2 separate regions of the Mus musculus genome follow, and region 2 is linked to region 1. The links are chromatin contacts, found by Hi-C or POLR2A ChIA-PET in ENCODE. All regions are on one chromosome and are shown on one strand. Each heading gives the region's core, a stretch centred on a gene start or an enhancer-like site at or near the end of the contact. The rest is flanking DNA. Distances are from core to core; before and after follow the strand shown.

Region 1 (5,864 bases), core at 1,905-4,404:
TTTCCTAGTGGGAGCTGAAGAACTTCACCCAGCAGCTTTCTCTGGTCACTTGCAGAACCATACCCGCGCGCGCGCGTGTGTGTGTGTGTGTGTGTGTGTGTGTGTGTGTGTGAGAGTGAGTGTATATATATGCTCTAGAAAGGGGGCAGGGCTTCTGTTCTCTGCTGCCACTGGAGTGTCAGGTGGATGGAAAAAAACAGAGACCAAGAAGTCAAAAACTAAACAAATAAAAGAAGGCCCGAGGGGCTGCTCATTAATTTCTAGATTTGTTTCTGCCCATGATATGTGTTGATGAAGATGCCCTGAGATCCCAAGGGCTGATGATGGTACAGATCTTTGCTCCTGAGAACAGCTCATGGCTTGCTTCTGTACATCAGACCTTTCCACGGTAAACAACCAGAGTAAAAAATGTTTGCTACTTATTGGGTTTTCAAATTTCTTAACAGAGAAGGGATTGCAGTCGCTGCAGCTCAAGATATCCTGCATATTTCCTGGTGGGAACAAACCACTCTATTCATACCTGGCACCCATCTTCCAAAGTGGGCACATTATGAAACACGGTTCTGCCATCTCTAATATGCTTGAAACACAAAAGGAACTGCTAACTCTTGAGTCACCACAGCCAAGACACAGCAAAGCCCCCCACTTCACCAGCAAAAGCAAGAAGAAAGCAAGCCGGTGGGCTGGCTTACATCTTAGTAGACCTTCCATGCTCTGCATAAGGCTAATTGCTCCATTAGAGCTCCCAGATACTGTGAGGTGACTCTAAGCCCATCTATTATTTATCCCAGCTCTTCAAAATCATCATTAATGGCTTTCATTTTAGAAAATACAAAAGCTATTCGATGGCCACTTGTGGAGGGGGGAGATAAGCCAGTCATCACAAAATATTTGATCGGAGAGGCAACAGCAAACAATCATGGGTTATACAGGATGGTTGGAACTTGGGGATAAACACCTAGAGGAGTCATCCATTTAAAGCCCATCACTTACATATAAAAAAAAATACGCCAAATTACCACCATGTGTGTAATATAGGTTTCATAAAAACATAATCTAAAATTTGCTTTTCCATAAGCATATTACACATCCCCATGGAACTGCACCCTGCAGCTCCAGAAATTACTCAAGGGTAAGACACTCATAAAGAGCATGAATTTGCACACAGCTGTCTAGCCTGCCCTCTTGCCTAGCACTGTGTGCTGCCAGTGTGAGTTCCTAAGGTTCTCCAGTTCCCCATCAGAAAGACACTTTTCCAAACAGCTAGTTGATGAGCTACAGGACGAGAGTTGTCCAAAGGAGGCAGATGAAGGGACCTCCTCAAGCAGCCAAGATCGAGGGAAGTCCTCACTTAGAGATGATGAAATCAGAGCAGGCGTGAGGAATCAGCCCCCACCTAGCCCAGCAGCAGTGCTCTGCATAGAGACTCCAGGGTCAGCTGCAGCAGCAACTTCCTAAGTGAGGCTCAGCCCACCACCTACCAGCGTGACTGACTCCCTTTCTGCCAATTCACCTGTTCTGATTACAGCCACAGAGAACAAGGCACTTTTGCTGTATTGACAAGGGCAAGGACACTTGAAATAAGCACTCAGCCAGATGTTGGCTGTTTGGATTTTTAAGAGCTGTTAGAAGTGCTTACAGCAGTTAAAAATCACCATCACCTGTAGCCTCATGAGGACTCAGATTCTGACTAAAATAAAATAAAATTGAGCCCCCCAAAACACCAAAAGACCCCCCAAAAACAAACCATCACAGCAAAGAAGCCCCACAGCACCTCTCTAAGCAAAGGTCCCCCACTCCCCAGAGGTACTGATTTTCAGAAAGCTTTTTCATAGAGAGAATTAGAAACCACCACCAATGTTACCCAGCCCAGCCTGAAATTCCTCCAAGATACTGTCATGATGCACTTGGTGGGGGGAGAGAGGGCAGATATGGTAATGTATTTTATTCTTTTATTTTCTCTCTCTCTCTCTCTCTCCCTCCCTCCCTCCCTCCCTCCCTCCCTCCCTCCCTCCTCCCTCCCTCCCCATTCTCTTTCTGTGTGTGAGAGACCATAGTGTGTGTGTGTATATGTATGACCACAGTGTGTGACCAAAGTATGTGTGTGTGTTGGGCTGATAAATTTCTTGAAGGAGTTTAATTCTTTTAAGCTATGTCCTTATATTTAATTAGCAGAAACAGATAATGCACAATTGGCAGACTTAATGGATAGAATCTGGTGGCATACAGAATAAATATTTTAAAAACAAAACACCCCCCCCCCCACCCCGCGCGCGCGCCTTTCCTGAACCCTATCTAATCTAGATACTGGATTCCCAGCCTCTACTGTTCGGTGAGAGGCGAGGCAGGTCTTTCCACACACCCTTCACACCATCACTATCGCTCCCCTCCCCCATGGTCCTCCTCTTTAAGCTCCTGGTCTCTGGTCCTCATCCATAATCGGTTCTCCCGCCCGCCAGCCACCAGTACCCCCAAAACAGCAGCAGAAACAAGCTTTTAATTGTTTGCCCCAGCACTACTGCGTGTCCCCCATGCAATGGGCAACAAGTGTGATCAGGGCCACCGTGCAACCTGCTTGAGGGCTACTCTCTAGGGCTGACCCTCCTCTCTGGAAACTGTCTTAAGCTGCGCCAAACCAACACCCGAGGGAGGCAAACGCAAAAACCCCAGGCACCAGCGGAAAAGCGCAAGACGGAGCCAGGAATGTATGCGTGCTGGGGTTGAGGTCACCAAGCCCGAATCACATCCAACCCACAGAATGGAGAGGAAGATGAGAAGCTAGGGGACCTGCGTTGCCCTCCCGGGAGAGCGTGCGCGGGCCAGGATGGATGCCCAGGGTCTCACCTCCTGCAGTATAGCCGGGTCTCTCCCGCGAGGCGCTGGCAAGCATGAGGCATGCAGCATTCAAAATGTTTGTTTGTTTGTTTGTTTTAACACAGACTTGGTGCTTTTTTCTTTTCTTTCTCTCTCTCTCTCTGTTTTCTTTTCTTTTCTCTTTCTTTCCTTCTTTCCTTCTTTCTTTCTTTCTTTCTTTCCTCTTTTCTTTTTCTTTCTTTCTTTTTTTTTTCTTTTTTGTTTTTACCAACACGCCATTGTACTCACTCCTTATTCCAAGACGGGCTGCGCGCTCCGAGCTGCACGGGTAGGCATTTTCCCCGGCTTTGTTTTACAAGGTGGGGAGAGCGGGGCTGGAGGCGGGAGGGGTATAGAGGGGGGAGCGTGAGAAGAAACGAAATCGCCGGAAGGAGAGGACACCAGCGGTGGCAGGCTGGGCAGAGGGCGAGGCCGAGGCCAAGTTGGGATCGGACGACGACGCCCCCGCGCGCGATGGGTCACCCCGATTGCGTGGCCGCCTGGGGTCCCGCGCGGGCCCTGGGTGCGCTCGGCCCTTGGCTCCGTGCGCTCGGCCGGCGGCTGGGCTCTGCCCCGGGGCTCAGCGAGGGGGTGATCACTGCAGCCCGTGCGGCCGAGCACCCGGGTGTCTTTGTGCCGCGGCCCTGTGCAGCCCCTCTCCGCATGTCTTTGTGAGGCGCCCCGCCTGGCTCGAGCCCCGCCGGGCGCCCGCAAGGTGGGGGTGTGGCCCGGGGTGGCCCGCCTGGCCCGTAGCACCACTCTCCCCTCGCCTCGCCGCTCTTCCCTCCTTTCCGAACTCCCTCCTCCTGCTCCTGCGGTGTCCCCGCCCGGGCTCGCCTCCCCGCACACCCCTCCCAGCCCTATGCGCGTCCGCGTCGCCCCAGCTGCCAATGCGTCCTCCCCGCAGCGCCCTCGGCCTGCCTCCCGCTCGAGCCTCACCTGCACCCATCACCCAGCGTCCTCCTGCCACCTCTTGCTCTAGCTGTCATGCATGCGTCTTCCATGCCTTCCCGAATCCAGTCCGGGTGTCAAGAGAGACCCCAGATCTCTACAGGTGAGTATCTTCCTCGCTAGCGCCCCTCCACCAGGGTGGCACAGAGATACCATCCCGCTGCCTTGTGAGCCTCAGAGTGGGGACTGCAAGAGTATGGTGCCAGCTGTTCCAGGCTACACTGGGGAAGGGTTAAGCAATAGTCACAGCACTCTCAGGGCTGCTTGATTTGGGCCTGGAGTTCCTGAATCCGAAAGGAACTGTATGACTGAGTCAGGGGAGGATGGAGGGAAACAGACTACATTCTCTGGAACAACCTGCCATCCCATCCCAAGGCTGATGCTAAGGATGCTGAATGCTGTGGGCGTGGGCAGATTTTGTGGGGCTGGAAGACACCAGCCCTCAGGCTGAACTCGTTGGCCAGCCCCTCCCCAGCACTTGGAGAACCCCAGCTTGGGCGACTCTATCCAGACACCTTGGCTGCACTCTTGGCGACAAGAACTGATTTGGAACAGAAGTGGCCTAGAAAGGGCAGGAGATTGGATGGTGCCTTCACTCAACATGGAAGAACTTTAAAACTGCCGGCCCTCCCTCTCCAGCTTTGCCAGCAGGAACTCCCAGCTGACCTCCACCTTCTGCCCCCAGCACCTTGCACACAGTCAGTGTTTTCCCAGGGATCTGAAGGACGCCACAGACACAGCCTTGGCTGTAATGTGAACCTCTTAGGTCGTTTACAAGACTCTCCAACATCAATGATGGTTTTTTTTTGTACTTGTTGTTCTATTTCTGACTCTAGAATAGTCCCAGCACCTGTTCTGTCTGATGAAATAAAGCATCCATCTTGCTCCAATTTAAGCACGTTTTTCTTGACTCCTAGTCTCAAAAGTAACTTAAGTCATTTAAAAATATATGAGTCTGATCTCACTCCCAGACTTAGACCCTCCCAGAGCTTCTAGGTCATAGGTCATGCTGTTGCTTCATCTCATTGGCTCATTTCACTGCAGGCCTGTCTGGGCCCAACAGCCAGATTCTCCCAACACACACACATGCACACGCACATGCACACACACACACACACCTACTTTATAGGACTAAAGGATTACTTCAGTAGAATTCTGTGTACAGAATCTTCCTGTGTGCAAAAGTACTTGCCCAGGGGATTGATTTTAGGGGTTTGGCTCATACAACTCCTAAATCTTGCAAATCCCTCTGGAATCCCAGAGCAGTTACAGCCCACTGGAAGCTTGAGGTACAATTTCATTGACTCCAGGAAGTCTCTCTGGCTCCCGTGTGGGTGACGCCCACCTACGTGTCTAGAGTAATCTTGAGCTAACTCCACAGATAAAATGTCTTCACAGCAGTCCTGTCATTACAGACAAGCATTCGCCAAAAACTTCCATGCTGGGTGAGATTTCTGGAGAGTCCTAGTCCAGCATCTTACCACTTGTTCTTCCTGGTGTCATCTTTGTCACAGACTATCCTGTGGGCTCTGGGAGAGCTGACAACGGTCCTATAATACCCAGGACTAGGGAGGCGGCCAGGTTCAAGGAGGGCTGACAATGATAATATTAGCATTCTCCTCTCCCCCCCCCCAAAAAAAATTCTGAGCAAGGACACCCAACTCATATAGGGAATGGGGCAAATTCTCCAACTTGAAATCATGTTTCCTTATATGCCATTTTGCTGCCAGGATGAAATGACCCCAGACTATCCTTCCTTTCACTCAGTTTCTTTCCCTCCTTCCTTTCTTTGCTTTCTCTAATTTGTTACAAACCTCTGTACACTAGGAGATTGGTACCCCTGTGTATTTCTGTACACCATTGCTCCGTAGCTCCATGCCTCCATGCCTTCGTGTCTCCATGCCTCTGTGCATCCGTCCCTCCAGGGCTCCATGCCTCCATCTCTCCAGGGTTCCAAGCCTCTGTCCCTCCATGTCTCCATGTCTCTGTGGTTCCATGTCTCTGCCCCTCCATGCCTCTGTGCCTCCATGTCCTCATGGCTTCACAGCTCCATGGCTCCG
Region 2 (6,821 bases), core at 2,530-5,029, 230 kb after region 1:
TGCATACATGGTAGAGAGACGACGGTCTTTGCAAGGACTCATGGAAAGAAATAATACTATGATATTTCTTCCTTCCTTTGGGGTCTCTTGTCACCTTCCATTTCCTGCCTGGGCAAGGAGGATTCCCAGCCATAGTCACTCCACAGGAACCCTGGACATGTCATATAACACAATAATTGTCATATAACACAATAATTGTCATATAACACAATAATTGTCATATAACACAATAATTGTCAGCTGCCATACTATCTGGACATCTACCAGTTAACTAACATGCCACCCAGAGAGATTATCAAATTAATACATATTTAGTTTTTGGTTTGGGTTTGGGTTAGTTTTTTTTAATGTGTGTATTTATGTGTGATATATGTTTGACTGTCTGTCTGTGGGTATTCATACATACCTCTGTGTGTGTGTGTATATGTGCATGTGTATGATGCCTGTGGAGGCCAGAAGAAGGCATTAGAATCTTGAAATCCCTGAAAGCTGAAGCAACAGCAGTTATGAGCCACCTGCTGTAGGTACGGAGAGCTGAACTTGAATCCCCTGCAAGAGCAGAATCATAAATAATGTGGACTAGAGGATGTTTAGCTGTGAGCCTCAGGCTGTTCTGTGTAGGACAGAGGCCATGGTGAGCAAAGTTCTCATAAATGACCGTTGTGGAGCAATGTGGGGAAAGCAGTAACAAGACCCACATCCTAGCAGATTGACAACTGTTCTCCAGGCTTTTATGTCCTTCTGGAACTCATCGTCTGGAAACAGCATCTTTGCAAATGATTACAGTCAAGTTGAGACTGATCACACCAAGTAGGGATGGGCTTTCAACCCAACATAACTAAGTGTCCTTGTACAAATGAAAGAACCTGGTAGAAAGAGACAGGAAAACAAAGAAAACACCTGTGACAACGGAGTGACAGAGACTTGGGTGACAGAGTTGTGCATCAGAGAGCGCTTCAGGCTGTGGTGGCCTCTGGAAAGCAGGGGTGATGTGGGGTGGATTCTGTCTCAGAGCCTGCAGAAGAAGCTGACCCCGTGGGCACCTTCAGTTTTATCTTCTGGCTTCTTGAACTGTGAGAGCTGTTTTCAGACTCTCTGCTTATGATACAGTTTTATGGCAACACGATGAAATAAAATAAAATAACACGGTTTATGGGCAGCAGGAAGTGTGAAGGAGAAAAATGGAAGCACTGAGTAGGGAAGGTTGCCACAGTACTGCCTCCATGCTAAGGTAACCCAGAGGAACAGAGCCCGCCCGAAGGGAAGGCTGGGAGGCAGCTCAGAGGATCAAAAGCTTGTCATGCAAGCATGGGGACCTGAGTTCAAAGGCCCAGAGCCCACATAAAAGCCACACACATAACCTTGACAACTGTAGTCACTGTGCTCCTATGGAGAGAGAGAGACAGGAGGGAGAAACAGAATAGCCAGAAACTGCAAGATCAGCTAGCCTAGAGCTCAAAGTGGGAGCAACAACAAAGAGAATCTGCCTTGATGACAAAGAGGGCAAGGACCCATGCCTGAAGTTGTTCTGATGTCTATTTGCACACCATGGCATGTGCACACCTGCACTCATGTGTACAAATGAGCTCACACATCCTACAGAAGCAGGGTGGCCTGAGGGAGGCACAGTGGCATATGATAACACCGAGAGAAAGCATCCCGGGCATAACAAAAAGCCTCGCAGTGGCTCTCAGTCAGGAACCACACATTTGACATCTGTTAAGGAAGCTGAGGTGGCTGGAGAGGGGGAACACAGTAGGGGAGCAGAATGAAGTGAATGAGCCCCAAGAGGTCATGGGAAACCAACTCATGGACTGTTGTGATATCCGCCATCACTCTCAGGAAGAAAGGAAGAGACTCTTGGGGACTTAGGGCCATGGAACATGTGAATGGAAAGATCTGGCTACCTTTTAATCAGATCTCTGGTCATTGAGAAGATTCTGATATGGACAGGACAGAAGTGGGTGAAGTCATGAAAACCCCGATGATAACCAAAGTGGGAAATGATGGTGGCTTGGAGCACTGTAGGGACTCAAGGCTGTGTTTGTGCTCAGACTCAGGATGTTTCCATAGATATGGCCATTGAAACTGTGGGTCAGATGCAGGACATGAGTAGAAAAGAGAAATCAAGTATGGAGCCTAAGTGCTTTGCCAGAGGACTTGGACAGATGGCCTTTACTAAGATGGGGCTCAGAGGGGCATCATTTGGCCTGGCACTTGGGCACTATGGGGGCCAATGTTGACGGTTGATTTGATGGGATTCAGAATCACCATGGAAACACATCTCTGAGTTTGTATCTATGAGAAGATTGTCTAGATTAGGTTAACTGAGGTGAGAAGATCTGTTCCAAATGTGACTGGTACCATCCACACAGGCTGGAATCTGAGACTCCATGAAAAGTCGGAAGCCAGCTCAGAGGAAAACTCTGTTGCTCTCTGTTTCCTGACTGTAGGTATACTGTGAGTGGGCCCTGGCGCTCCTTTAGCCTCCTCCACCACCAGAGACTGTAGCTCCTCAAACTGTGAGCCAGCCTTGCCTTTCCCTCCCTCCCTCCCTCCTTCCCTATTCCTCCCTCCCCCTTCTTCCTCTCCCTCCCTCCCTCCTTCCTTCTTCCTCCCTCCCCCTTCTTCCCCTCCCTCCCTCCCTCCCTCCCTCTCCCTTCCCTTCCCTCCCTCCCTCCCTCCCTCCCTCCCTCTAGGTGCTTTTGTCAGGCACTGCCCAGCAGCAGAAAAAGAAGCAACTAACACAGGCATAAGAGATGGGTTGGGAGAAGTCTTAGAAGAAGATTCTCATTTAGAACTTACAGGAATTCGGGTGACACTCCTGGTCCATACATTCAAGACACCCCTGCATGGTGCTCCTAGGAAGCTCCCAGAAGAAGGGATGCAGAGTCTGGCGAGGCACGAAGATGACTTTGCCCCTCCTCCCCTGTGAAATCTCTTCTCATAGGAAGAATAACAGAAAGAGCTCGCTTGCTCGCAACAGCTCAGTGTTGGAGACTGTTGTGGTTGTTATTGCTTAAGCTCTCGACTTAAAAAGAAAAATGAGTTCTGTAGCCCATGATGTCCAAATGCAAGAGAATAGAAAACTAGTTGGTTTTGGGGGTGGGGCGGGATTTGAAATGTTTTATTAGATTTTCTTTATTTACAGGTCAAATGTTATCCCCTCCCCTGCTTCTATGAGCGTGCTCCCCCACCCACCCACTCCCGCCTCTGTGTCCTGGTATTCCCCTACAATGGAGCATCGAGCCTTCACAGGACCAAGGGCCTCTCCTCCCATGGATGTCGCCAAGACCGAAAAGTCGTTTAAAAGGTGAAACATGAGGTTTAAGTTCATTTTACGAACCTTGTAGTCTGAAGGAAGATGAAAAGACCATGCGTGAGGTTGGCCTCTATGGGAAACTTCTAGATCACATATTTTTTTAATAATATTTTTACATTTCTTTATTGTCTATGTGAACTTCCCTTCACGTGACTGTCAAGGTCAGAGGGCAGCTTGTAAGAGTCATTCTCTCCATGCACATGGGTTCTAGGGCTTGAACTCGGTCACCAGGTTTAGCAGCCGCCACCTTTGCCCACAAAGCCATCTCACCAGCCCTGAGTCACATTTCATTACTATCTCCCTCCTAGAAAACTCCAAAATGCACAATTTCAAATCAGTTAAAGGTTTGTGCCGATGAATGGACTCTAACAACTGAACTGTTGGGGGCTGGGTGCTCAACTGTCTATAAGGGAAGGCAGTCCCCTGCTCCACAGAGGCAAGCAGAGTCCTAGCAGGCCTGCCCCTTCAGCTCTCCATCTGCGAGGGAGGAGTGAGTCAGAGCACAGAGTCCCGAGCTTTGCTAATGGTCCATCTCCATTTGGTTCTGTGAAAACCTGCACACTCTCTTCTTTTCAGTCGTGTCTTCTGGGACATCCTCTTTGGCCTTTGGAAATGAGGAGGAGTGACAGAGCCTGGGCAATACTGACCTTCTTACAGTCTTATTACCCCGTCTTTACAGGAGTGTTCCTGACATGACATCCTTGTCCAGGAAGGTCCCCGAAGTTCAGCCTTTCCTGAACCACCATTATGTCTGAAATACACTGCTGGGTTGATTTCAATCCTAATCTGTGTTGGCTTCCGGGGTAAGGCAGGAAACCAAGAGAGCATGTGGAAAGAATCCTTCAGAGTCTCCTTGGGGAGGGAGCTCAGCTGATGACATGCTTATAATCCCTGGGACAGAATCTTTTTGTCCGAGGACCTGCCCAGTCCCTGGACATGACTTTTCCTTGACAGATATGGACAAAGATCTACTCACCGCAGACATGGCGCCATTGACAGACCAAGGAAATAATCCCATCCAAGCCTAACTTGTAGCAATGTGTTTACCGGGGTTTCCTATGGGAGAATGGACGATTGGTTCCTCGTGGCTCTTCCACAAAAACATGGGCAACACTGCAACTGCATCACAAAACAAGACCATCACAGAAGAGGGACAGGCTCCTGAGAGCTGCGTCCAATGACCTCCCTGAAACCCCAGAGGCTGGAGAATCTCCTCCTTGCCAGCAGCTATTCAATGCTTTGCATCCCCTCCTAGGGTCGGGTCAGGTCAGCTTGCAGTCTAGTAACTTCCTTGTGTTTCACGAGCCGCCCCCTTCCTCCACTGGGGAATGTTTCAATCTAGAGGAAACAGCTATCTAACTGCAGCCCCAAGAGGCTTTCTTCCCCCTAGAGTCAGAGACTCATTGAATATTTTAAATATTTCAAGAACAGCGTGTATGTATTCAGCTGTACATAAAAAATGCATGGATTTCCTCAGGAAAACACAGCCTCACTGAGAAAACGACAGAAACAGAGTCCTTACGCATTGCAGCAGAAAGCCACCCAGTGAGTAGACATGAGGACGGCTGAACATAGGCAGAGAAAGACATAAATTCTGAGGAAACTATATCTGCCACGGTCAAGACTAACACCAGTCTAACAATGGCAGCCTGGGCTGACTGCTCCATCCAGATGCACACTCTAATTCCCGGAACACGAGATGGTGTCATCTTCTCAGCTATAGCAACTTTGTGGGTGTGTTTGAGAAAGGGAGGTTCTTATACTGTAAGTCTTACAAGACAGGAACAAGAGGGCTAGAGGGTGGCTCAGTGGTTAGGAGCTCACACTGTTCTTCAGAGAACCGAGCTCTACTCCCATTACCCATGTCAGACAGCTCACAGCCACCTGTAACTCCAGTTCCAGGGGATCCAGAGGCCTCTTCTGGCTTCTGCAGACCTGCATTCATGTGCAAATACATGTGGAAACACATATATAATTAAAAATAAATATTTTAAAGGCAGAAGAATCCACCAGGGAGACGGGGAGACAGAAGGGGAGCCAGGAGACCTTTGGAACCTGAGATTCACCTACTTGGTTTTATTACTGGCTTTGAAGGTGGAAGAAGGCGCCACCAGCCAAGGAATACAAGATGCCCCGGAAGCTTAGAATAGCCCTCAACTGACAGGCAACAAGAAAACAACCTTTCTGCCTCAAAACAGCAAAAACTGAGTTTTCCAACACTCCAAATGATCCTGCAAACCAGATTGCTTTCCAGCCTTGAGAAAGGAACATAGCCCTAAGGACATCTCGGTCACAAGCCCATAAGAGACAAAAGTCTCCTGTGAGACTTTGGACCCATAAGACTGTGACATGCCAGACTTGCATCATTGAGTTTAGCATAATTTACTATAGCAGAATAGAAAACTATCTACATAGGCACAGTTCCCGTAGTCTGTGGAGGGAGCCTTAGTCAAAACACTGATCATTTTAGCTCTTGTTCCACACTTAACCTCAGCAGACAGCCTGTTGAGGCCACCATGAAACACAGCTGCCATTGGCCATCCATCCCGGGAAGCCTGAAAATGGAGGCCAGAATCCACTCTTGTATGTTTCCCCCATGTATGTCTTCATGCAACAAACCACAAAGCTCTACTGTCTTGGACAGGTACCAAAAAACTAGGGAAGGACCTGACCTAAGCCAACCAAAGAGCGACCCAGCAGCCACAGTCTACAGCAGTGGACAAAGCAACTGAATCCTCTATTGGACACCAAGAATCAACAGATGATGGATGGCTGTTGGAAGAAAGGGCACAGAGTAAAAGGATTTTAAACAGCAAAGGCAATTCAGAAGCTAACAGAAAGATAGAGACCAGCCCACCAGGAAACCTTGATGTTTTTAAAAGGAGGACAGAAGAAGAGGAACATGGGGCAGTTGTCTGATAAGAGCACTTCCCAAAGGCAGGACATTATGATACAGAAAGGGAATAAAGGCTCCCTAGCCCTGAGGGAGCATGAGAGAAACAGACAGAGTGAACCCTGCTGACCATGAGCAAACGTCTAGGCTCCAGGAAGCCAGCTGAGACATTCCCCGTTGTCTACTCATTCTTCACGTCCTTCTATCAAGCTTTTCCCTCCCTGGTTGATGTGATGTCTCTTTTCTATGGAACTGAAAGAGCCTCAGTAGCACAGGTTCACCAGACTCTGCAGACAGTGGCTGACCTGCTGTGCCGAGGTAAAATGCGTTTAGAATCCTTTGTCCCTGAGAAGGGTGGGACCCCTCTGGAGTTCACTGCTTCTTGTCTGTTAGGTTGTTTATTGAGAAGTCACCAATGAATCTCCAGAAAGTACTCTGTTAACCAGTCACATCCAGTATCACTTACACAGAAAAGGTTAGATTCGACAAAGAGGAAAGAGAAACTTCCTTAACCCAAGCAACGTATCTGTCATCAACTAACATGAGTGTTATAACTACAGTCTGGAACCAATCACGTCAAGGTGTGAGTCCTTTCTCCCTTCCTGA

What was found. A loop is a pair of places that touch in the nucleus more often than their neighbours do. ChIA-PET counts read pairs that join two places held with the same protein, here RNA polymerase II (POLR2A).
Region 2: a loop to region 1 is called in a map of heart, with 2.0 times the contacts of the local background. The contact joins the enhancer-like site here to the promoter of Kcnk2 in region 1. A Hi-C loop is called at or near these places in 2 of 37 maps with a recorded cell type or tissue (both heart). POLR2A ChIA-PET finds 5 or more read pairs at or near these places in 1 of 5 experiments (embryonic stem cell).

The regions. Positions count from the first base shown.
Region 1 is chr1:189,340,199-189,346,062 of GRCm38, forward strand. It overlaps Kcnk2 (potassium channel, subfamily K, member 2), which reads right to left and starts at 3,155. Exons shown (of 7, transcript NM_001159850.1): 1 at 2,845-3,155. The coding sequence starts at 2,890. It overlaps A430027H14Rik (RIKEN cDNA A430027H14 gene), which reads left to right and starts at 2,853. Exons shown (of 3, transcript NR_165462.1): 1 at 2,853-3,142; 2 at 3,761-3,907; 3 at 4,269-4,694.
Region 2 is chr1:189,571,877-189,578,697 of GRCm38, forward strand. No RefSeq gene overlaps it. Among named protein-coding and RNA genes, the nearest start is that of Gm30088, 44 kb to the right of the region's middle. Within about 2 kb of position 3,780, at least 1 of the 3 ENCODE cell types and tissues checked has a DNase peak (open chromatin) inside an H3K27ac peak, as active enhancers do; it is heart, where a contact is called at or near this core.